Regions from separate parts of the Homo sapiens genome. Here region 1 is linked to region 2. A link is an interaction called in ENCODE POLR2A ChIA-PET data of the cell type or tissue named here. Cell type or tissue: OCI-LY7. All regions are shown on one strand. Links, peaks and the distances in the headings refer to the core of each region. The heading gives the core; the rest is flanking DNA. Region 1 has its middle 12 kb from the start of LINC02781. Region 2 overlaps LINC02782 (long intergenic non-protein coding RNA 2782).

Region 1 (12,517 bases), core at 5,428-9,427, 120 kb before region 2:
TGACCACTCAGCTGACTATATGCTTAGCTGAACCAGATGAGCCCACAGGTCTCCACATAAGATGCTCAGATCCCCAGAATGAGTTTCAGCTGATACCTGGGCCCAAGGTAAATCCAGGGAAGCCATGAGACACCCTTTGGCCACTAGTTGCCGGAGGGGGTCCTAGGGCTTGGGGACCTCATGCATGGGGTTCCCATGAGGGAACCTTCTCCCTAACCCAACAGAGGGCAGGGATGCTAAGGGTTGCTAAGTTATTTGGAGAAACGAGGGTCTGTGGACAATGAAGGCAATGGTGATGGTGGTGACATTCTTGGTGGAAACCAGGATAGAAGAGGCTGACATACATTGCGAGCCCACCATACATACACCAGGCAGTGGACTATGAGCATCAGATGAATTGTTTCACTTGAGCCTCACTACAACTCTGCCGAGAGGGTCCCACTATAGTCTCCATTTTCAGATGAGAAAATTGGGGATCAGAGCATAGTAATCATAGCACTAACAGTGACGTGGCTTCTCGGGGCTCCATGGCTGATCCTGTCCAGGGGTCTGAGGGTTTTCTTCTGCCTTAAGGGAGAGCAGGGCCAAAATGTAGACATTTGAGTTGCATGAGGCTGCCTTGCTGTTCTTAAGATTTTGTGGGACTATTGCATTATTCTAATGGATAAAGTGGAGCTGATGATGCTCTCTTTTCTCAAAACTCCCTAGAAATATTGGGCATCACGGACCTTTCAGGCTGAATCTCAGCTAAGGAGAATCATGTAAAATGAAGCAAGGCAGAAGTTGTTACTCATTTGGGGTTCCCCCAAATGGTGGCAGGCTTGGGTAAAGGGAAAGGAGTGGAAAATGTGGGAATATCAGTAAGAGTCATCTGCCTTGAAGGCAAGGATATAGGGGTCCCCAAGACCAAGACCCCTGGGCCCAGCTTTAAGCCTATCCAGAAGAAGTGAGAAGAGATGGGACAGAGGAAGGCAAGGCTGGCCTCCCCTAAACCACATTGTTGGGCCATTCACTGGCCACTCACCAATGAGCCCCAAGTTAGGAATTCATGTTAGAGCTGGAGCCAGGGCCCTCATTTCTTAATAAGCTGAGTGCTGGGATGAGATTCTGTTTAGCTGTGGAGTTGGGATTTGCACCCAGGTCTGTAGAACCACAGAGTCCACTGTAATTTCAAGATTCCCACCATGTCCAGCCACCAGCAATCTTTCTCTCTTCTCCACTGAGAGATGTAAAAGTCCTCCGTAACTGGCCCATAGGCCTCTGGCAAAACTTCCCTGAACCTCCCCCCTCAAAGCGGGGGTGGGAGTCCCCCGCTTTGTACCCTCAAATCTCCTGCTGCATATCCTTAGCCCATCCCTCTCCACATTGGGAACTGCTGGGTTTTCCTTCCCACCCCTGCCCCAATCCAAGAGTGCAGGTAGGATGGTGGTCATTTGCACACACCTCCCCTGTTCCCAGCATTGTGACGGTCTGCTAAAGACTGCTGTTGATCACTGTGGAAAAGTGATTTTCATTATGCAGCAGGGTTTGCAGGGGTACAAACACATTTCAGATTAAAGAATGCATGTCATAACATAAAATAGCTAATCCCAACCATTTACTGTCTTCAGCACAGACAGGATGACAGGAGAGACTCTACGAAGGTCACAGGGGGTGCATTTTACCCTCGAAAGTCATATCGATGGAAGTCCATTATGACAACCTCAGAGCATGAGAGCAGCTGGGCTCTGATATATTCATGATTGTCCCCAATACAAGAAAATTGATCCATGACAAATTAATCCTGGCAGCTTTCATTTTTTATTTCCTTTCTGAATATACAGAACCATTAAAATGCAACCAAACAAAAAAGAATAAGATGGGACAAAGAGAGATGCACATGCCAGTATTGATTTCTTACAAAATAGTTGAAGAGTAGATTTAATTTAACTAAATGATATTAGTAATATTGACAGAGGACTCATAGCACCAACAGTAACACAGCTTCTCAGGGCTCCATGGCCGATCCCATCCAGGGATCTGAGGTCCTTCTTCTGCCTTAGGGAGAGCAGGGCCAAGGTGGAGACATTCGAGTTGCATGAGTCTCTCCTTGCTGTTCTGAGGATTTTGTGAGCCTATTACGTTATTCTAACGAAGAAGGTGGAGTGGATGATGCTCTCTGTCCTCCCCAGATCTCTCTGGAAATACAGTTGCATCATGGATCTTTCAGGCTGAATCCCAGCTAAGGAAGATCACATAAATTAAGGGAAGGCAGAAGTTGAGTGAGCCTGAGCACAAAGAAGAACTCTGCTGCCCCATGGAATCGGAACCTCTAAGGCATAGGTTGGCTCCAGCTTCAGCAGTGGATGGACCCAGTGTGGAAACGGTTTCTGATCTGCGTTCCTCTCCGGACCCTGTCTTGCTCCACCACAAGCTCCCTCTACAGGGCGTCTCAAAGTCCACCCACAGTCCCATATTCACACTTAGCCGGTCACAGCTCCAAAGGTACAAGAGCGGCCCCCAGGAACTTCCTTGTGGGAAAATTGCAAGGAAAAGCAAGGAAAATAGGGGAGGGGGGTCATCTTGTCAAAAGCCTTCGCTTTCTCAGGACAGCTAAAATCTCAAGACCAGGAGAGGTGAGGCTGGCCCCCTCGAAACCACGCTGTTGGGCAATTTCTTGACCACTCACCAATGAGCCCCCAGCTAGGAGTTATTGATAGGCCTGAGGCCAGAGCCCTCCTCTCCTAATGGGCTGGGGGTCGGGGTGAGATTCTGTTTTCCTGTCTGCAAAATAAGCAAATTAAACTAGAAAATGTTTCTCAAACACAGACCCATGAAATGGCTATATAAGAATCCTCTGGGGAGCTTTTAAAAAGTATGAGTCCTAGGCCAGTCACAGTGGTTCACGTCTGTAATCCCAGCACTTTGGGAGGTCGAGCGGGGAGGATCACTTGAGGCCAGGAGTTCCAGACCAGCCTGGCCAACACAGCTAGACCCCACCTCTACAAATAAAACAAAACAAACAAAAAAATTAGCCAGGCATGGTGGTGCGTATCTGTAGTCCTAGCTACTAGGAAGGCTGAGGTGGGAGGATCACTGGAGCCCAGGAGTTCAAGGCTGCAATGAGCCATGATTATGCTACTGCACTTCAGCCTGGGCAACAAGGTGAGACCTCAACTCTACAAATAAATATATGAAATTATGAATCCTTACTTTACTAATTTAACAGTGGGCCAAGAATATTCATTTCAAAGCTGTCCCAGGGAATCTGATGCCACATGTTTGTGCCTCTATCAGTCTCCTGGGGCTCCTATAACAAATTACCACAAGCTGGGTTGCTTTAAACCAGAGAAATTCGTTTTCCGTGCAGCTCTGGAGGCCAGAAACACAAGGTGAAGGTCTTGGCAGAGCCATACTCCCTTGGAAGGTGCTGGTGAGGGTCCTTCCGGCCTCCTCCGGCCTCTGGTGGCCCCAGGCATTCCATGGCTTGTGGCTGCACCGCTCAAATCTTCGCCTCCGTCCTCACATGGCTTTCTCTTTTTTACGTGTATCTTCTCTGTGTGCCATTGGATTTAGGGATCACACCCAGATAATCAGGATGATATCATCTCAAGATCCTTAATTTAATAGCATTACCATTTTCCCAAGTGAAGTCATGTTCTCAGCTTCTGGGATTAGGATGTGGACAGATCTCCTGGGGGCCGCCATCCAGCCCACCCTGGTGCCCTTTCTCTCTAACATTCTAGGTGCCTGTGCCCACTGCTCTGAGGCAACCACTTGCTGAGATCTCCTCTCCACTCCCGGGAAGGGGTCTCAGTGCTCGTCACCCCTGGGCAAGGACAGGCCAGTGGAGCACGACAGGGACTGTCATATCAACTGTCTCCGGCCTTTTCCTTCCTGCATCACAGGGCACCATTCAGTCCATTGCAGGCGTCCTTTCCAAGGACCTACAGGATCACCATGGGCCTAGCAGATAAACCAGGATGATGTCCATATTTTAAAGTTCATAGCCTTAATTCTGTCTGCAAACTCCCTATTGCCACGTAACAGCATATATACAGGTTTCTGGGATTAGAGTGTGGGCAACTTTAGTGGCTGTTATTCTGTCTAACACGTGGAGAGGCTGCCTTGGGCCCTCTGTATGTGTATGGAGGGGTGTCTCTGGCCTGAGATCTGTGGAGCGGACTTCACTGAGTGGACTTTGCAGCAGCCCTCATAGAGAAACAGCAAGACAGAGAGAGGGAGGAAGAGAGACAGACAGAAGGGGAGGGGGAAGGGGAGGGAAGGGAAGGGGGAAGAGAAGAGAAGGGAAGAGGAGGGGAGGAGAGGGGAGGGGAGGACAGAGGAAGGGAGGGGAGGGGAGGGGAGAAGGGAAGGGAAGGAGGTGGAGAGGGAAGAGGGGGGAGATAGAGAGAGAGAGAGAGACAGAGGGGGATACAGTGGCAGGAGGAAGTTCAGTGGAGGCTCACCCTGGGCTGCTGGTCCCATAAAAGAGAAGGACAAAAGTCCAGGCCACCCCAGATCCTGGCAGCAGGAAGCACCAGGGCCCACATCCCACTCAGGGCAGGGATGAAGGAGCCCATGGTGTGATGATCTCAGACTTCTTGCCTACTGGAGGCTCAGAGTGGATTGGATTTGCTTTAGAAAAATAAAGGAACAGGGTATGTCTTCCACTGTAAAGCAAACAATTTATTTCAGAAGGATGGAAACCCAGGCCAGAGCAAAAGGGCATCCAGTCCTCTAATCACCCAAAGATCACCTCCCACCAGCCTGGGGTGGACAGGAACTGGAAGCCAGGCCCCACACAGCCCCCTGCGAGCCACGCCTGGGGTCCAGCCTATCCCTCCTGTGTGAAAAGTGATTATCTCAAACCTCCAGCCCACGCCCTCCAAAGGGATACCTCCCAGTTCCAACTGCTCCTGCCTCCCGCACAACTACCCCCTCTTGCCTCTTCCCTGGGAACTCAGGAGGCCGCGTTTGTCTCCTGGCTCCTCTGTGCCCATGGTGGGCGCCATCGTTTTGCAGCTGCTGGACAGTCAGAGGTTGTCTGGGCTGTGAGGCCTCAGCCGGAAGCTCTGTCTCCAGACTCCATCCACAGGAGTTCTTGAGGGACAATGCAAATGAGGAGATGACAACAGAGTGAGACACATGCTTTCTTGTCTTCCCAGAGGACCCTGCCAGGCGTCTCCCATCTCCAGACCCTCTCACCCCACGCTATCAGGTGCCTTTTCCTAAAACCATTTCCGCGGAAGTGCTCTGTGTCAGAAACCGTAAGGGCCTCTCATTAAGAGGGGGCTTCTCTGCCCCTTCCTGGCTGCTCTCTACCCAGCCACAGTGGCTCCTGCCTCTGCCTTCTGCAAATGCTCTTTCCCCTCCAGCCTGTCCCCCCTTTCACCATGGGCACAGCTCATCCACATCCTGCCCTCATCTCCAGGCCGGCTGCGGCTTCCAACGCTTCTCCGACACCCAGCCTGTGTTGTGCTTCCCTCTCCAGCAGCCAAGAGCTCCTGAGGGCTTCTCTTTCTCTTCCTCACCTTTTACTCTTGATCTTGTTTAATTTCATGTTGACGTCCACTCTCCATTTTCACATGTCCAAGTCTCCTCTGTATGCTGTCGTGGCCAGGTGCATACCTGCCTGGACCCCCAAAGGGGACAGGGCTCCATGAAGTGAAAGGACCATACATGCACCAGATCCCTCCCGGGTCCGGAGCCCGTGCCTGACATTCCCCTGACATCATGCCATCCAGCACGTTGACTCATGAAGGGTGTCAGCTCAGGGACATTTGTTACGTAAATGCTTTGAGCATTTGAGAGGGACAAAGTTCCACTGAAAGCAAGACATTTTTGCTAAGACATATTCAGACAAAAGCCAGGGAGCCAGGACAAGGAGCATGAGCCAGGACAACAGACCAGGAAAGAAATTGCTGGTGTAGAAATAACATTGTTGTGCTTGTTAAAGAAAACAATAGCAATGTTTTGTCCCAGGGAGGCACCTGCAAGGCTCCAAGCAGCGTAGAATAATGTCAGGGAGCTTGTGCTGACAGACACTCAGGCTCTGCAGACATGAGTTCCATGCTTCATGCCCACATCACCCACCAGGTGTGCCCCAAAGCCCCAAGGGACAGGTACCAGAGTTGCCCCCACTCACATATAAGAAAAAGAGGCTGGGTGAGGTGGCTCACGCCTGTAATCCCAGCACTTTGGGAAGCCGAGTCAGGTAGATCACGAGGTTAGGAGATCGAGGCCATCCTGGCCAACATGGTGAAACCCCATCTCTACTAAAAAATATAAAAATTAGCCGGGTGTGGTGGTACACGCCTGTAGTCCCAGCTACTTGGGAGGCTAAGGCAGGAGAATCACTTGAATGCGGGAGGCAGAGGTTGTAATGAGCCAAGATCACACCACTGCACTCCAGCCTGGAGACAGAGCGAGACTCTGTCTCAAAAAGAAAAAAAAGAAAAAACAAAAATGAGGCACAAGGAGATAAGAAACTTGGCCAAGGTCACACCATTCAGCCAGGCCTTGAACCTGGGAAGCAGCCTGAGTCTGGAGAAACCTGGCCTGAGTGTGCTGCAGGATGACTGCATCCTAGGGACAGAGTCAGAGGCCAGGAGAGAGCCTGCAGGCAACATATATTCATGAAATGTCTTCAGGGGGTGACTTCAATTCAAAGCTTGAATTGAAGCTGCCCAGAGCCCAATTCAATTTGAATTGAATTCAAAGCTGCCCAGAGCACAGTCACATAAAGATAGAGTCCTATTGCCTGGGTTCAAATCCTGCTCTCAGCCTCACATTTACCTGCCAGATGCTGACGATCTGAGTATGTTGAGCGGATGCTGTGAGGGTGCCCCGAAGGTTGCCTGAGAGGAGCTCAGCTGGTGCTGCCTCCCCACAGCCCTGGACGCTGCTGCCTGGGCAGAGGTCATTCCTGCAGGTGTGTGTGGTCCCGATACACACATGTATGGCGTCTCCACCATCCTTTCTGGCAGCTTCTGGGTAGAATCTAGAAAGTGCTTCAGGATAATTCTTCCTGAGGTCAGATATTGATTGTGAGGAGCAAACAGTTTCAACGTTATTTGGAGTTACTTGCAGAGTAGTGTTTTGTTCTTCCTCTGACTTTAGATCAAGAGAAACACTTGAACCCTTGATGCTATAGACAAATGCTTTGCAGGTCTCTCTGGTTCCAGAATATGAGCAAGACCTACCCAGGACTCATCAAAGCAGAAGGAGCCCCAGGCCATTGCCTGCTAGACTTTCCAATGAGCATGAGAACGTGGCACTTTGAGGTTCATCTGTCCGTCTTCCCATCTGCCAAGGAAAACTCTTATGACGAGGATAAGGTGCTGGAGATGGTGCTGGCACTTGACCGCTGGGAGGATGGGACTAACCCTGCTGCCCATCCCAGCCCGGAGATCTGCCAGGGAGGTGCTCTGGCCGAACACATGAACAAACAAATAAAACCCCACCGCAGCAGGGAAAGGCATGCACCTCTGGATACAGGCAGGGCTGAGAGGGCACTGCCGAGTTAATTAGTTGCCGCTTGGCTGGAAGAAGTCAGTTAGAGAGAAAGTTGCTGCCTTGAGTCTCCTTGAAAATTAGGAGATCCTTGGTACTGACATGACGTGGCCTATGGTCCCCAAGACCACCAGGGGCAACCAATTAAAGCAAAACCATTCTGGAAAGCGATTAGAGGGGGAGCCCTGGGAAGTCCATGCTTCTACCCCTGGGAACAGCCTGTCACCAAGCCTAAACGATGTGCCATCCTTCCCAGAAACCCAGGTTGACCATGAGCTTTCATCACCAATCCCTTCATGTTAATCACCACCCGTCGGTGTGACTCACCCTGCCGGAGCCGCAGTCATTTTCAATCACACAGGCCAAATAAATGAATCATTACTGGAGTGAACATGCGGTGAACGCCAGCAGTTAAGCAGGGAGACAACTTCCCCCTGCTCCCCAGTCTTACTGCAAGGTCTTCATGACCACCTACCCAGGCCATGGGGCTTACAAGGAGGACACCAGCTGCTCCCCCAGAGTCCTCACTGCACCTCTGACAGCACATCCAGGCCTGGGAAGCAGCTATCCTACCCAGATAGATGGATTCGCCCCATCCTACCCAGGGGACTGTTCCCATCCTCACTGGAGGATTTGGGAGAAGCCATGTCCCTTCCTAGAGGACCCAGAGGGCAGCTGGAGAGATTATTTGCCCTATACCATGGCCAGGGACACCCACAAAGCTGGAATGTAGCAGCACATTTTCTGGGGTCCTGTCAGCTGGGGGCTGTTTTGCAGAAGATACCCTCTGGCTGGAGCTATGAACCTGAGCCATCTCCCAGGCTATTCGTTTTACCTCTGAAGAAACTGAGACGAACATCATGGAGCCATCGCAGAGAAGAGGGTTGCCAGTTGGACTCATGAATATGTCTTCAGGACAGCTTCAGCTGCCATGGACTCACCCGCTTAAGCCAGGACCCTTCCAGCTATCAAGTCAAAACAAAAAGAAAGGCAATTTCCTTCTCCTTCTATTTCTAAATTAAAGAAATCAAGTGGTGCTGTGTTCAAGCAGCTGTTTACCCAAAGGAATGAATGAAGATCAATATTAATACCTGACACCCACACACTAATCTTTTTGAAATGTCAGACAAAAATAAGGCATTGGGAAACTCTATTCTAGACATTTTCCATAACAGGGGTGAATCTCAATCTCTCTCTCTCGCTCCCTCTTCTCTCTCTGTCTGTCTCTTTCTCTTTCTTTCTCTCTCTTTCTCTCTCTCTCTCTCTCACATTCATGTCCATCCCTTCACTCACATGCTTCTGAAGGTGATATTGGACACCTGAATTCACGCCGTGGGCTGCACACTGCTGCTGTCTGTGGAATTCCTACCATTGGGAGCACACTTGGTCCTCTTACTTGGAAAGATGAATGTTAGCTCCTATTATCCAGCTGAAAGGTAAAGAGGAGTCAGGCTGTCCTCCAGCTCACGTAATGTTACATGTACCACGGAGTCAACCTTCATGGCTGCAAATGCCTTCTAAGGTGCCCTCTTCAAACTTGTACTGCCATCTTAAAATTAATTTATTAGAAGCCCAGGTCTAAACAGAGACGGTTTCCAGGGGGTGAACCATTAGCGGTGCTTGGAGCTCTTGCTGTGAGCTCCTGCTTGGAGTCCACTCTCTGAAGGTCACCCTGGAATTAAGCAGAAGAGGTCAAGTGGAGCCCTGCAGGTCCCAGAGCTGGTGCTTCCTCAGGGCTGGTGTCCCAGGAGCGATGTGTTTCTCTCCATGAAGTCCTTAATCACAGCCTCAGGAGGGGCTGCCGTTCTCCCTTTACTTCCTTGGCCTGGATTCTGTTCACAGAAGAGCAAACAGTTTCCTCGAGGCACCAAGAGATACCGGGAGATGGGCATTGTCACACAGAGTCCTCCTCCAGAGAGCATTTTCCTGAGCTCTGGGAGGTCAGGATTCAATTGGTCAAATCCACATCTGCAGTTTCCCTCCTCACGCCGGGGACCAGCCTGGGACCTTGGAGGCTGTGAGGTCTCAGACCCCTCCCCCAGCAACCCCCTTCTCATCCGAGAAGCGGGCGCGGGGCACTTGGGTGGGTTGGGGATGGAGGGTGAGCACTGCCTGGCTGGTCACATCACCTGGAATATAACAAGCACTAGGGAAGTGATAGGGGCCATTTTCGTTGTCAAGACCAATACAGATAATCATCACTATCATTTATTATTATTGATTCTTTTCTTCCTTTTATCACCAACCCACATTTCTCTGCTGATCACCTCTGCAGTTTGGATGAGTCAACAGGAAGGGAATTTGCTCCCTGTCTTTTGTCATCTGGACACCCCTTTGATTGTGCCCCAGAGGCCCAGTCAATCAACCAGTGACCACAGTGGACAGCGAGGGGCCCAGCCCTGTAGCTATTACACCTACCTATGCTGCCCAGGTGAGTGCCCCCATTGCTGAGTCTGGGTTTTCTAATCTTCGAGAATGACTGTAACCTTCTGCCTGCACACCCTAATTTCTGTGATTCCAGACTCCCTCAGCTCAGGCACAGAGGGAGGAACTAGCCAGGGGAAACAGTCTAAGTGCCACAAACTCAAAGACAGCTCTGGCTGCCCTGGGATTCTTTCTCATTTTCATTGCTAATACAGGAATTCCACTTCCTTCAAGTCAAAGAAAAACAAACAAACAAGAAGTACCTCTTTAAGAAAAGGATAACTGGGAATTGGAGGAACAAAAGAGCTGCCTGTCAGGAAAGCACAAGCAATGTGCGTGTCAAACTGCTTTTCACCCAGCAGAGCCTGGAGGAAATCTCACACGGAGACAACAGAGTAAGCTGGTATTATATCAGTAGACGTTTATTTTACAAGTCTAAAGTTATTACATTTAATTATCTTAAAGCAAAACTAGCTAAAAAGGAGAATGAGGAGAACCAAAATTGAAACTGAGAGTTGTACATGAAAAAAAAGCACACTTATACTAATCATAGTTTCCAATATTTTGGTGGCAGAAAAAATGTGAAAATTTTGATTCATGTAGATAAGTTGCCAATGATAACTTTTTTTAGCGTCTTGTCCTCAAGATACTCTTCATTTAGACTGACCCAGAAACTTTAAAGAAGAAGAGCAGGAGATATGGGTTTTAAAATTGAGCCACTAAAAATAATAGGCAACAGAAATTAAAATTTTTTAAAAGTCAAGTCAGAAGCACCCAAATTGACAGGAAGTTCTAGACGATCTACGGTGGATCACCACCCTTGCACCTGCCTTAAGGTCGTTGTTGCTGTTCTTGGCAGCTGTGCTCCCTGGACTTCTGGATCTTGCCTTCCAGCTCCCCTGTACAGGGTAGGAGGGTGGCTGCAGGCAGCATCCCACGGTGGGTTGGAGAATATTTACAATTCTGTGTGACTGAGCACACATGCACCATCTTGGCTGTGCAGCTGCACCTTTCCTAATCAGTGACCAGTGATGGTGGACATACAGTTCAAGTGCAGGCACAGGCAGAAGAAGGATGACTATAAGATCTGCCGAAGCACGCGTGCACCCAGCATTAGTAGTTCCCGATACATCATGGCATGGCAAGTAGGGAAGGACACTTGGGGTTTAAAATGTATTGTTTAAACACAGTTCCAACTGAATGTTGGAAGACACCCAAAGTCCCTTAGAGGAAGATCAAAGGAGCAAAGATGAAAGCACCTTCACCCACTGGGCTTGTGACATTGCAGCTGGGCAACTGTGTTTCTTCTCACGGCCACCCTCCAAGGTGGGTACTATAAGCATCTGATTTTGCAGGTAAGGAAACCCAGGCAGAAAGACACTCACTGATGGGCTGATGTCCACGCAGCTAGGACGTGGAGAAGCTGGGGACTGAGCTGGAATTCATCCGACTCTTGAGTCCATGCTATGTCTAATGTAATAACCACATCATTGTAATCACCGTAATTCTCACACTGAGAAGGCTTCCAACCATCCTGGAGCTGGTCTCACTGACTTCCCCAACCTCCATTCCCACTGCTCTCCCCTGCTCCCTCTGCTCCAGCTGCCCCCACCCCGGCCTCTGCTGCTCCTCCAGGCACCCCCCATGGTTGTCCCCTTACCCTGAAAGTCCTTTCCTGAATGCCTCCTGGCTCACTTGGTTGGCCCCTGCACTCTCTGCTCACACCAGCCTTTTCCAGGAAGCTGACTCTGACTACCCCGTTTACGATGACCCCTTCCCACTCACACACTGCAGGTACCATCTCACCTTGCTATGCCTCTTCTCCATGGCAGCCATCACTGCCCGACATATGAAACTGCTTATTGTTCATCATTTATCTTCAATGCTGCCAAGTAAGTTCCGTTTGTTTGTGACAACATCCCAAGCCTTTAGAACAGGAGCTTGTGATGGTTCATTTAGCGTGTCAGCTTAGCTGGGCCACGGTGCCCGGATATGTGGTCAAGCATTATTCTGGATGTTTTCACAAAGGCGTTTGTGGATGAGATTAACATTGACATCAGCAGATTTCGGGGAAACAGGTGGCCCTTCATGATGCAGGTGGGCTTCACCCAATCAGGTGAAGACCCTACAAGGAAAAGACTGGCCTCCAAGCAGGGGCAATGAAGCCACAGGCACTTTTGGACTTTTCCTGCAGCTTGGGCTTCTTCCCCAGCCTCCAGCCTGCCTGCCCACCCTGCAGATTTGGGCCTTGACAGTGTTAAGCCAAAAGTATCTGAGACAGATTTCAATCAATTTCAAAAGTTTATTTTGCTGAGGTTAAAGACACACCTGTGACACAACCATACAAGGTCCTGATGACATGTGTCCAAGGTGGTCGGGGCACAGCTGGCTTTATACATTTTAGGGAGACATGAGACATCAGTCAATACCTGTAAGATGTCCATTGGTTTGGTCCGGAAGGGCTGGACAACTCAAAGTGGGGAGAGCATTTCCAGGTTGTAGGTAGATGAGAGATGAACAGTTGCATTCTTTTGAGTCTCTGATCAGCCTTTCACTGAAGACACAATTTCCATGTGAGTGGGGGTTAGACAAATAGTCA
Region 2 (12,517 bases), core at 4,432-8,431:
AGTCCTATGTCTCCTACCATGCAGGAGATCTCCTCAGCTGCCGAGTGCCAGTGGATGATTCAGCCGGTCATTAATGAACAAATGGCAACTGAACAAGAAAGTGGACTTACACTGTTCAGAGAAAAAAAGGATGTGTCTTCTTCCTTTGAACAAGAATCAGGACTGACTCTTTGCTTAACCAAACTTTAGTCAGGCTCCTGAGCCTTCAGCCTATCTGTGCACTTCCTAATAAAATCCAGTTTTAGCTATATATGTATATATATATAATGTAATATATAATATTATATACTATAATACATATTATATATAATATTATATACTATATATTACTATATTATTATATTATATATAATTAAACTATATTATAGTATATAATATATAATATATACTATATGTAATATTACTATGATACTGATATTATATTATATATAATTAAATTATATTATATTAATATATAAATTATATATAATACATAATATATAAATTATATTATATTATTTATATATAATGTATGCCATATAATTTATATATAATGCATTATATATAATTTATATATAATGCATTAAATATAAATTATATATAATGCATTATATATAATTATATATAATGCATTATATATAATTTATATTTAATATATAAATTTATATTTAATATATTTATATATTATATATAATAAATTATATATAATATGTAAATATAATCTATATAAAATATATAGATTATATGTATATCTATGTATAACCAAAGAAAAATGAGTCATAAACCTGGAAAACGGTTGTCCTGGGATGGATGGCACTCTAGTCACACAGACCAACCTGCACCAGTTAAAAGGAAGTCTATCTATAGATATATCTATATATAGCTCTATATAAATAGAAATATCTATATATATCTCTATATATTATAGATACATCTATCTCTGTATATAGAGATATATATCCAGTTTTAGCTCTCTCGATAGATAGATAGATAGATAGATAGATAGATAGATAGATAGACAGACAGACAGATAGATTTAAAAAAACCTTTCTAAGTCAGTTTAGCGTAGACCCCCGCCCTTGATATCTGATCAGTTTCCTCATCCTCCACCCCCCCAGGTGACATCTGATCACCTGGCTTGTCTTCAGCAAGAATCCTGTTAATTGGGTTTAGCCAGAGTCCCCCTACCCCTGATGTTTCCTCCTAGTCATTTTCCATCCACTGACTCCTACTCTGCTCTTCGGCTATAAATTCCCTCTGGCATGGGCTGTGTTCAGAGTTGAGTCCAATCTCTCTCCCACGGCAAGACTGCATTGCAGTAGTCTTTGTACCTTTCATGATCATCCTGAACAAAGTCTTTCTTATTGTGTTTTAACAAGTATCATTGAATAATTTTGTTCTTTAACAGTACCTTGATTTACTCTGAAATCTGGTATATACAAAAGAATAACATACTTACGGGGGAAGTTGACCTGAGACCAAAATAGCCGCCCTCCTCCCGCCCCCCGTGACCCCCAAACCAGGTTGAAGAATGCAGTAGATTTATTTGTAACCCTTGTGGGAGGACTAAATAAGTGTTATTTGTCATGCTTATGTTGCTGCTGTTGTTCTAAACAGCTCTAGAATCTCAAAACAGAGACCTCCCTACCAGGTCACAATATCATAGTTAACATCTTTTAGATTCCCATAGTCTTTGGAGTGGTCCAAAGATTCTTGTGCCCAGCTTCTAGTTCACAAGCTTTCCTTATTCACCAGCACAGACCACCCTGTCATCTAAGCAGCAGGTTATAAAAGGAACCACTTTATCCTCCCATATGCTGTACATTTTTCCTATGTCCCCATTTTTATTACTTTTAATCCCAATTCTCTGAGACAAGTCTGAACATTTCCATTAGAGTAAGTGGGAAAATGAAACATTTATATAAAGTCACACAGCTGGGAAGTGTCTGATCTGGGCTCTATATCCAGGTCTGCCTGATCGTAAAGCCAGTGCTCTTTGATGCTGTTCTAAACTCTGCACTGTGAAGTTCAGAAGTCAGAAGAGCGCACCTGAGGCAGACACTGGGCAGGAAGATAGACCTTTACTCCTTTCTGGGCCTCTGTACTTCCTCCAGGTTCACTGCCAGCTCCACCAACCTTTGCCAGGGCACTTCATTTCCTAGGGGTCTTTTTTTCTTTCCATCTCTACCTGTATTTATTCTTCCCAAGTCATCTCTCCCTCCAAAGCCACAACAGCACCTTTAGCTGCCGAGTGCTCACTCCACTGAACCCAGTTTGCTGTACTCAATCGGGACAAAACATCATTGTATGTATGTAAGTGCCACCAAGTAAGATGTGGGGCGATGTTTTCCAGAAATGCACCAGTCACAGTCCATTTAGTGCCAGGGAAATCAAGTTTGAAGGCGCTGTAATTATCATTATTGACTTTGGATGGTTCTGTGCTGCTATATGCAAAATCTGTAATTTCCTTGACAATATGGCAGAACATGGTATGGAACCCTCACTCTCCTAATCCTACAACAGGGGGGAAAAAAAAAAAGACAATGCCAGCCAAGCTGGCAGATGAGACTCTTCCTTTTCTGCAGCTCTCTCTACCCTTTCTAGCTAATGCTCTGCCCTATGAACAATGCTATGCAGCTGGATGGGTGGGGGCTACAAACAGCCATAGAGGAAACAGACAAATAAAATCTGGTGGCCACCCACCCAACAGCATTCATGAAGGGTCTGCAGTTTCCACGTGGGTCTTTCAGCGCTTCATTTGGTCATCAGGAATTCAGTTTCTTTCTCTGATAACATGAAAGAAGTCAAACATTACAGAAATCAAATGCAAGGCTATTATGGGTTGAATTATGTCCCTCAAGAAAAGACAAAAATGCAGCACCTTGGAATGTGATTTTATTTGGAAACAGGATCTTTACAGATAGAATCAAGTCAAAATGAGGGCCTTTATCCACCATAACTGGTGTCTTTATAAAAGGGAACTTTGAACACAGAGACAGATGTGCACGGAGGAAAGATGATGCAAAAAGACATAGGGAGAAGACAGCCATGGAAACACACAAGCAGATATCAAGGTGATGTTCCAACAAGCTAAAGAAAGCAAAGATCGCCGGCCACCACTAGCAGCTGGGGAGAGGCACGGACAGATTCAACCTGCTGCCAATGCCTTGATGTTGGACTTCTGCCTCTGGAACTCAGAGAGAATAAATTTCTGTTGTTTAAGCCACTCTAACTGTGGTGTTTTTTGTTATGGCAGCCAAGGAAGCTTATGTGAGAATCTCCCAAAAAAAGGGTGGGTATGAAGAAAGAATTTTAATAAATATGTATGATGCATTTTGGTGATTTGAAAAGGCAGCCATATTTGTCTAGAAAACCCTTTCCCTGGGCAATTGGTATCATCACTGGTGTGGAAAAAAATGAGTCATAAACCTGGAAAACGGTGGTCCTGGGATGGATGGCACTCTAGTCACACAGACCAACCTGCACCAGCCAAAAGCAAGTCTGTGATCAGAGCCTGGACGGCATCAGCCAAACCTGCCCTCTAGCAACAGTGACCACAACAGTCTCCTGAAATGCTAATTATCCTTCCTTCTGAGAACCTTTTTTAAAAAACTATTAGTGGCTAAATAAATTGAAGATGAAGGATAATTTGGCTTATTTATTTTTAGAATACTGTCTTCTTTAACCTATCTTATGAGCCTTCATTTAAATAATCAATCCAAGCTTCCCCCAATGGCACATTTTCCATTCTGTAGCGATACGTGTAATGAATCCCCATGCCACAGAGAGATGGCAATGACCCTGTGGGTGTCTCCACTCTGCATCCAACTCACTATTGCCCATTGTCTCTACCTCTCTGGGGGGCGAGGTCCCTGGAGACACCCCTCCTGTGGAGTCTCTGTCTGTCTTTGGGGGACAGAGATGTGTCTTATGGATCACTCAGCTTTGTTTGTACTCTGGGAAGTTGCACTAGAACCTCTTTCCAATGAGTCTTAATCAGTCATTTCTTGTTGCTTCTTGTAACGTCACTGAATTATAACAGAAGTGTTAATGTAAGTACAGGTTCCCTCTCAGTGATTCTGCCAAGGCTTTGCTTGCTCAGCGAGCTGGTATCCTCTGGCTCCTTGACTCTTTTCCTCCTGTCTCCTAGAGATTTGCTGCCTGCCTTGCAGATAAGGGAGTTTTTGTGGATGCTTTTTGAACGAGAGTATGTACAGTGTTGTCTTCCAGGTGTCTCTGGAGTTCTTCCATGGCACATTCTGCATCCAAAAGCACCGGATTCCTGCAAAGGACTCACCTCAGGGGCAGATCAGAATATTCCAGTCCAAATCATCAGGATTTCAAGTGTGGTTTGTGTTTTATGGATGCCTTCTCTACCCTTCTTCCATTACCCATTAACATATTTTGTGGCTCCCCAAGGATGAAGAAATACAGAACAGAAATAAAAATATCGAGCCCAATGACCTGCCTTCAAACTATTGGTAATGCAATGCTATTGCTGGAGAACAAAACATGCCACCCCCAAAACAAATATGACTAAAAAGCTACCCTTTTGCAAGAGAGATTTACATCTGTAAAATAAATCTCCTTTTGGAAGGGTGTCTCCCTCTCTGCACCAGGGAGAGAATTGCTAGGTTGACCCCCATATCACTAAAGAGCCTTCATCAATGAAGAAGGCATCGACTTAAATCTATATAACAAGGCTTAGCTTTGTTTAAGGTCCTTTTCCTGCCTTTTTCTTTTCTTTTCTTTTCTTTTTCTTTTCTCTCTTTTTTTTTTTAAACAGAGGTGGGGTCTCACTACATTGGCCAGGCTGGCCTCAAATTCCTGGGCTCAAGTGATCCTCCTGCCTCAGGCTCTTGAGTCACTGGGATTATAGACATGAGCCACCACACCCAGTTCCATAATCCCCATTTAACTAGTGAGGAAACCGAGACACAAATCAGGCAAGACACCTGTTTTGTTTGGACACACACAGCCAGGTGGTGGTTGAGCTGAACATGCTCGTTTGAACCAGGCTGTTTCCCACACTCACATTTGTCACCCTCCGTGATGATTTGACATACTGAGTCTCTCCAAGAAAGTCCCCAGTGGGAGGTACTATGCCTTTAACACGCTAGAGCAGCCTCAACAAGCTTCACCTGGGACAGGCTAAAGCATCTATGGAGAATTCATTAACATTGTTTCCTTTGTATTGACTGTTATTACAGTAACCTTTGAATCACCCAAAAGGATACTGGATTTCCATTCACAGTAATGTTACAATGTATCCCATAAGATGAATGGAGTCCCATCTAAGATTTTTACCAGTGGACTCAAGGGCTGCAACATACTTACGAGATCCCTCAGCAAGCAACCTATATATCCAACAAAAGGGGATTGATCAAGTGAATACTGGGCTATCCATGAAGTGGAATGTTATGCAGCTATACGGAGGGGCAAGAATGCTTCCTAAATGAACTACGAGGGAAACAACAAGATATATAATAAAATGGAAACAAAAGTCAGGGGCAAAATGTGTAGCATATGCTACTGTTGTATGATTTTAAAAAATGAAAAAGGGGGCCTGGTGCCGTGGCTTACGCCTGTAATCCCAGCACTTTGGGAGGCCGAGGCGGGCAGAGCGCCTGAGGTCAGGAGTTCGAGACCAGCCTGGTCAACATGGAGAAACCCCGTCTCTACTAAAAATACAAAAACTAGCCGGGCATGGTGGTGCGTGCCTGTAATCCTGGCTGAGGCAGGAGAATCACTTGAACCCGGCGGTGGAGGTTGCAGTGAGCCGAGATCGTGCCACTGCGCTCCAGCCTGGGCGACAGAGGGAGACTGCGTCTCAGAAAAAAAAAAAAAGTAAAAAGAAAAAGGGGAGAGAGAGAGAGAGAGAGAGTGTGTGTGTGTGAGTGTGTGTAGAAACAGTGGCTGCCTCTGGGAAGAGAAACTGGGTGACAGGACATGGGGAGTGAGGCTTCACATCTTGGTGCCTTTTTTAGATTTAGAACTATTTAAAGATAAATTGAAGTTATCTTAAAAAATAAAATTGCTTAATAAAAAGGAGAGCCGACTAAAGAAAAAGTAAGCTGGGACTGCAGGTGCATGTGAAAGCACCAGGCTTTGGCTATGTCTCTTTAACAGGTCTTTTCTCACATCCTTCTTTCTTTGTTTCAGAGAAGAATGGTATTTAAGCCTGAAGTTTAAACTACCATTTTGAGATCTACCCTAGAGATTTACTCAACTCTCTGGGTTATTTCTCATGTGTACAGAACATATACTTGTACATGCAATTCAACTTCTGTCCATTTTCCTCTTGATAATCTGTTTTATTCTTCCCGGGAGTCTCAGCTAAGAACTCATGAAGTGGAGAATATTATTTTTCCTCACCTACACCATTCGTATGGTTAACAGAAAGTGCTCTTAGAAGATTCCTGTAAATAAATGGATTTCTTAATAGAAATTCAGAGGGACATAGCGGTCTTCATAAAGTGTCCTGAGTGGAAAGAAAATGAGGTCCTCATTATCTAGGAAAACCCAGATGACCTAGAGCTTCTCTCATGAGAAGTGCTCATGGAACAGAGAAGGGATGTTTGTCCCTCCTCCAGGTTCAGCTGGGGAGAACCACACTCCCCCCTCACATCTCCTATGCACACTGGCCCTTTACGGAACATCCTTCCTGCATCCCCACACCACTCTGTGTTGAGGACATCACAACCCACATGCCTGTGACTCCTCCACGTTCCACACGGCATCACACTGAAAGCCCAGTCTGCTTACTAGCATGCCTTGCTAATAAAGAGATGTCGAAAGTTAAATTCTAAAGTTCAACTTTTTTTCTTACATTTTCAATCCTGTGGACAATAAGTAAATCAAGAAAAAAATAGACTTTTCAAAAAAATCAATTCTGAGACTGAGTTTTGATTTCAGAGACAAAGTCCTCATCCTTTGGAGGGTAAGTTTGGTTGTTTTCGAGGTGGAGGCTCGTTGCCTTGCCTTCTTTGCTTTTGGTTTCTCACCTTGTCTGCCCCTGCCCTGCCTCCCATCCATCCTCCTCCATCCTGTGGTCATTGGCTTCCTAACACCAATATTGGATCCTGCTTGAACACCTTAAGGGCCCATTTGCTGCTGTTCTCAGGATAAAGTCTTGAGTCCCCAGCACGGCACTCAAGGCCCTTCATAACTTGGTCACTTGTGCATGGTAAAGTAGTGTGGGGTTTAGAGGAAACACGGTCCACACCAACGTTCTCACTTCTGACACCAATTGCAAATTCAGTAGGTTTCCAAAACCATTCTCAATTTCGATAATTTTTTAGAAGGACTTGCAGAACTTTTCTGCCTCATCTTAGTTCATTCCTCAATAAACCCCGCCCAAAATTATTGGGCTAATTGTCACTGCCTGTACAGTAAATGACTTAACCTTGCCCGAAGAAAGTTCTGGTTTTTGTCCCCAGCTGCTGAGACATGCTGTGTAGGCCCTTGGCATTTCCCTTCTGATAAGGATGTGTCTATTTACCTGGGGCCTTGGCCACTGCGCAGCTTAGCAATGTGCTTTGTGATGAGGGCTTTGGGGCATGCAGTATATACTCCTCTTCTAGAGGGCTGGAGGCTAAAGGTCAGCCATGTGGGCAGCTGTTCATGAAGCCACAATGAGGGTGGACTCCTGACACCAAGGCACAGGTGAGCTTCCCTGTGGAAAATAGTCCAGGTGCATTGTCACATGTCATGGCTTGGAGGAGTTAGCACTGTCCAGGGCTCTATAGGGAGGAGACACCTTGTGTATTCATCTGTTCTCACACTGCTAATAAAGACATACCCGAGACTGAGTAACTTATAAAGGAAAGAAGTTTAATGGACTCACAGTTCCACATGGTTGGGGAGGCCTCACAATCATGGCAGAAGACAAAGGAAGAGGAAAGGCATGTCCTACATGATGGCAGGCAGGAGAGAGTATGTGCAGGGGACCTCCCCTTTATAAAACCATCAGATTTCATGAGAACGTCTTACATGATGGCAGGCAAGAGAGAGCGTGTGTAGGGGAGCTCCCCTTTATAAAACCATCAGATTTCGTGAGAACGTCTTCCATGATGGCAGGCAAGAGAGAGCGTGTCCAGGGGAACTCCCCTTCAGAAAACCATCAGATTTCGTGAGACTCGTTCACTATCATGAGAACAACACAGGAAAAACCCACCTCCAAGATTCAATTTCCTCCCACCAGGTGCCTCCTGAGACTCACGGGGATTATTACACTTCAAGATGAGATTTGGGTGGGAACACAGAGCCAAACTATATCATCTGGAAACTATATTTTGAACCTGCCAGACTCTGCCCAGGTGCCTCTTCCCTTGGCTGATTGTAATATGCAGCAGTTTCTCATGATAAACTATAACAGCACCTTTCACTGAGTTCTGCAAGTCCTAAAAAATTATTGAAATTGAGAATGGTTTTGGAAACCTCCTGAATTTGCAATTGGTGTCAGAAGTGAGAATGTTGGTGTGGACTATGTTCCCTCTAAACCCCACACTACCTTACCATGCACAAAAATGACACCACTGTTTCATTCCCGGTATTGTTCTCTCTCTCTCTCTCTCTCTCTCTCTCTCTCTCTCTCGTGCGCGCTCTCTGTCTCTTTCTCTTCTTCTCTCTCTCCTACCCCTTGCTCTCGTCTCTATTCTTCAATTTCAAGGCATAGCTAAGCTGATAGAGTAGAAAGAGCACTGTTCAGGCCTGGGAGTAGATAAATGAGGGGCAATGTCAGTCTGAGTCATAAATGCTTTATAACTTTGGTTTTCTCTTTGGTAATTAAAAAAAAAAAATTGGCCCTGAGCAGTTGATTCTCAGTTGAGTGTCCTATGTGTCAGCATTCTGAGTGAAGGGGCAGAGACCAGCCCAGGTCCTAAAGGGCAAGTCAGGACATGCCCAGTTGACCTTCCTGATTCCACATGGTCCCTTGAAACTATGGCTGAGTTAAGGGATAAAGTGAGGGAGTCCTTCCTCATGATCCCAGAAAAGTTAATATTTTTTTGACAGGGTCTTGCTCTGTTGTCCTGCTGGAGTGCAGTGTCAAGATCATAGCTCACTGCAGCCTCAAACTCCTAGACTCAAGCAATCCTCCTACCTCAGTCTCCCAAGTGGCTGGGACTACAGGCATGCACCACCATGCCCAGATAATTTTTAAAATTTTTTTAGAAATGGGGGTCTCACTATGTTACCCAGGCTAGACTTGAACACCTGGCCTTAAGCAATCCTTCCACCTAAGCCTCCCAAAGTGCTGGGATTACAGGAATGAGCCATTAGTCGAGGAATGTCTGGCCAAAAAAATTTAGTATTTTATTCTCTTCCTTTCACATTCCCATTCACTCAAGATTAATTTTTATTTTTAAAAATTCTGCCTCATAATATGAAATCATTGAATTTCCTACTATTTCCTGCAAGTCAGTTCTGTTTTGTATTTTAAAAAGTGTTTCCTGAAGTCTTATAAAAATACAAAAACAACATGACACTTATCCTTATTTTATTGCTCCCTTTTGGCCAGGTCAAACCGCCCATTGCTTATCTAATGGGAGATACAGCCTTTCCAAATGCCACCTGAAGAATGCTCAGAATAAAGCCAACTCAATGCCCAGGCCAAATACACTGTGTTTATGCAGATGCCCAATTCATGGATCAACAGCTCCTTCTTCACCACACCATCCTTCCTCCCAAGAGGAGAAGCCTAGAATCCATATGTTGGCTCTATCAAAATGCAGATACCACCATATGTCACCAAAGATGGCACTGCAGTTGCCCTTGGCCGAGTTCCTGGTGCTTGCTGGTGGCACATTTTCCAAGCACAGACATTTTCAAATCAACCACTGAGAAGTTTGATGAGCGGCTATGATGCCAACAGAAGATTCAAATTCCAGTCAGGTGTTTGGGGCCAAAACTCGGTGCCTCGTAGCTCCTGTGGCTGAGACCACAAACTGGTTCCATAGGCAATGCAAGTGCTCTGACAGCATCTGAACACACTTACCTTTCAAAACCCGTGGCAGCCTTTCCATGCCTTGGCATGCAAATGAGTCAATGCTATATTTGGTAATGAGTGCCAGTCCTTTTTTGACAGGTTAATTAATATTCATTATTCAACAGAGAAGAAAATGCTGAGTTGTTTATCATTGGTTCATTAGTTTTAGCCAAATAAAGGATAAACATAATTACTCTCATAAACTGCTGTGACAGAGCCTAAAAATTATGAGGCTGAAAATGGATGCCTTCAGGAAAACCCTAAAAGAAATGAGACCCTTGGATCTCAGCAGATGAGTGAGAATAACAGTTCTGGTTTCTACTGGCATGTCCCAACTCCCTCTCTCATTGGACCTGGACAAGATCATTCTCCAAAAATGACTCTGCTCTTGCATTTCTTGTTGCCTTTGTCTTCACTGATGATTTTTGCTGTGAGGTGTTGGGGGCTTGTTACTACTGTGTGGTGCGTGTGCAGGAGTTAAGCCTTCTGTAGGGGCAAGTTCTCTGACTAAGCAAAAGGCTACACCTGACATCATGGAGGTTGGCATGGATGGGTCTCCCTCTGAATTCTAGCTTCCTGACTGTGTTTTTTATGCTAAAGATTTAGCAGGCTTCTCCTCCTGCATTCTCCCTCGCATCCTGTCCTTTCCTCTAGTGTCAGTGCTTTCACCTTCAACAACTCAAGACTTTAGATTCTGCTTCTTAGGGAATCAAACTCAGTCCTCTCTGTATTCACCATTTGTGTCCCTCCCAAAGTCGTGTGTTTAAACTCTAACCCCCATGTGACTATGTTTGGAGATGCAGCCTATAAAAGGTCATTAACGTTAAATGAGTTCATAAGGGTGGAATTAATCCAGTGGAATTAGTGTCCTTAGAAGAAGAGATGCTGGAGCTTGGGCACTCTCTGTAGGTACAAAAAGAAGAGGTCACATGAGCATGCAGCAAGAAGGTGGCTGTCTGTAAGCCAGCAACAGAGCCCTCACCTCTCAGCTGGCACCTGGATCTGAGACTTCCAGCCTCTAAAACGGAGACAATAAATTTCTGTTGTTAACCCATTTCCCATTTGCCCCAAGAATACTGCACTGGCAGCAAGCTGCAATTTTTTTTTTTTTCCCTAAATGGGAAATGGGTTAAGTCACCCAGACTGTGGTGTTTTGTTATGGGCAGCCCAAGCCGACGAATAGACTAACATAGACTAATAGGCTATCCGGAAACTATGGCAACACACACATACAGACACACACACACACACACACACCTTGTCATTTTCACTCCACTGCTCCATCATTGTGTTTTTAGGTAGTTTTGATGACGATGATGGTGATGATGATGAGAATAAAAAGGAAACAAACGTGTTTATGTCAGGTGTCAGGCACTTATTTTCCCTGCAAAGTGCTTGCACATTTATTACCTCATGGGGAGAGCCTGGGTCCAAGCAGCCATGGTTTCGATGAGAAAGTCAGGCTCTGAAATAAGAACTTCAATGAGCAAAACTGTATTTATGTTAATAAAAGGAAAATAAAACTCAAAATCTGTAAATATGTAAACCTCTAGTGATCTTCTCCCTAGTGAATGTAGATGTGATCAAATAAACAAGTCTGTGTGTTTCAGCTCCCTAAGGACAGAACACACTTGCATGGCTGTATTTACTGTTTATATTTAGAACAATGGTTTTAAAGAAATGTAACAGTGCCAATACAGTTTGTTGCAGGTGGGGTTTTCAGAGAGCAGTCACTGAGACTGAGTTTGGGATACTAGATCCCAAAGGAAGGGATGAGAGAGAGAGCAGAACTGAGCAGAGGGGGAAAGGGAACCACCAGGCAGCTCAACGGAGTACTGACCAGGAGCCCTGGAGCAAGTCGCCCAGCAGCGAGTGGCCTCTGTCCCCCTGCCTTGCTCAGTCCCTGGGTGTGGCTGCCCTGGGAAGATGAGACCTGGAGCAGGGCAGTTTGGCTGCTGGGCCTGCCGCTGAAGGAGCTTCAGCCGGGGCCTGTCTGCCAACACACTTCCTGCTGCTCGGCAGCAAAGCCCTCCCAGAATGGAGCCTGGGTGATGCATCTCTGTGTCCACCCCAAGCCTGAAGCTCCCTTGAGACCCTTGCCTGAGCCTATTTCCAAATATGACCACTATATTAGAGTAGGTTTGGATCCTTCTCATCAATGGTTTTATACTTGTACTATAAATTCCTGTATCCATACATATGGCCCAGTTTAGTATGTTTTAGCCATAGAAAAATGTTGTCATCCATTGGCCTAGGCAAAGAATTTATGACTCAGTCCTTAAAAATAAATGAAACAAAAACAAAAATGACAAGTGGGACCTAATTAAACTAAAGAGTTTCCACACAACAAAAGAAACTGTCAACAGAGTAAACAGACAATGGCATGGGAGAAAATATTTGCAAATTATGCATCCAATGAAGAACAAATATCCAGAATCCATGAGGAACTTAAATCCATAAGAAGAAAACAACCCCATTAAAAAGTGGGCAAAGGACATGAACAGACACTTCTCAAAAGAAGATATACAAGTGGCCAACAAACATATGAAG

Evidence for each region. Peaks named below come from ENCODE experiments on the same cell type or tissue, not always from the same donor. Only the 100,000 strongest peaks of a DNase experiment are listed, where the experiment ranks them.
Region 1: POLR2A ChIA-PET joins it to region 2 with 5 read pairs; 2 of 35 experiments call an interaction of 5 or more read pairs at or near these places.

What each region holds. Positions count from the first base shown.
Region 1 is chr1:4,955,631-4,968,147 of GRCh38, forward strand. No RefSeq gene overlaps it. Among named protein-coding and RNA genes, the nearest start is that of LINC02781, 12 kb to the right of the region's middle. RefSeq lists an enhancer at 9,518-10,717. In OCI-LY7, for the core only: no CTCF peak of the experiment used is centred there; no DNase peak of the experiment used is centred there.
Region 2 is chr1:5,075,138-5,087,654 of GRCh38, forward strand. It overlaps LINC02782 (long intergenic non-protein coding RNA 2782), which reads right to left. Exons shown (of 6, transcript NR_183671.1): 6 at 11,322-11,432. Among named protein-coding and RNA genes, the nearest start is that of LINC02782, 17 kb to the right of the region's middle. RefSeq lists an enhancer at 8,373-9,572. In OCI-LY7, for the core only: no CTCF peak of the experiment used is centred there; a DNase peak (open chromatin) is centred at 6,084.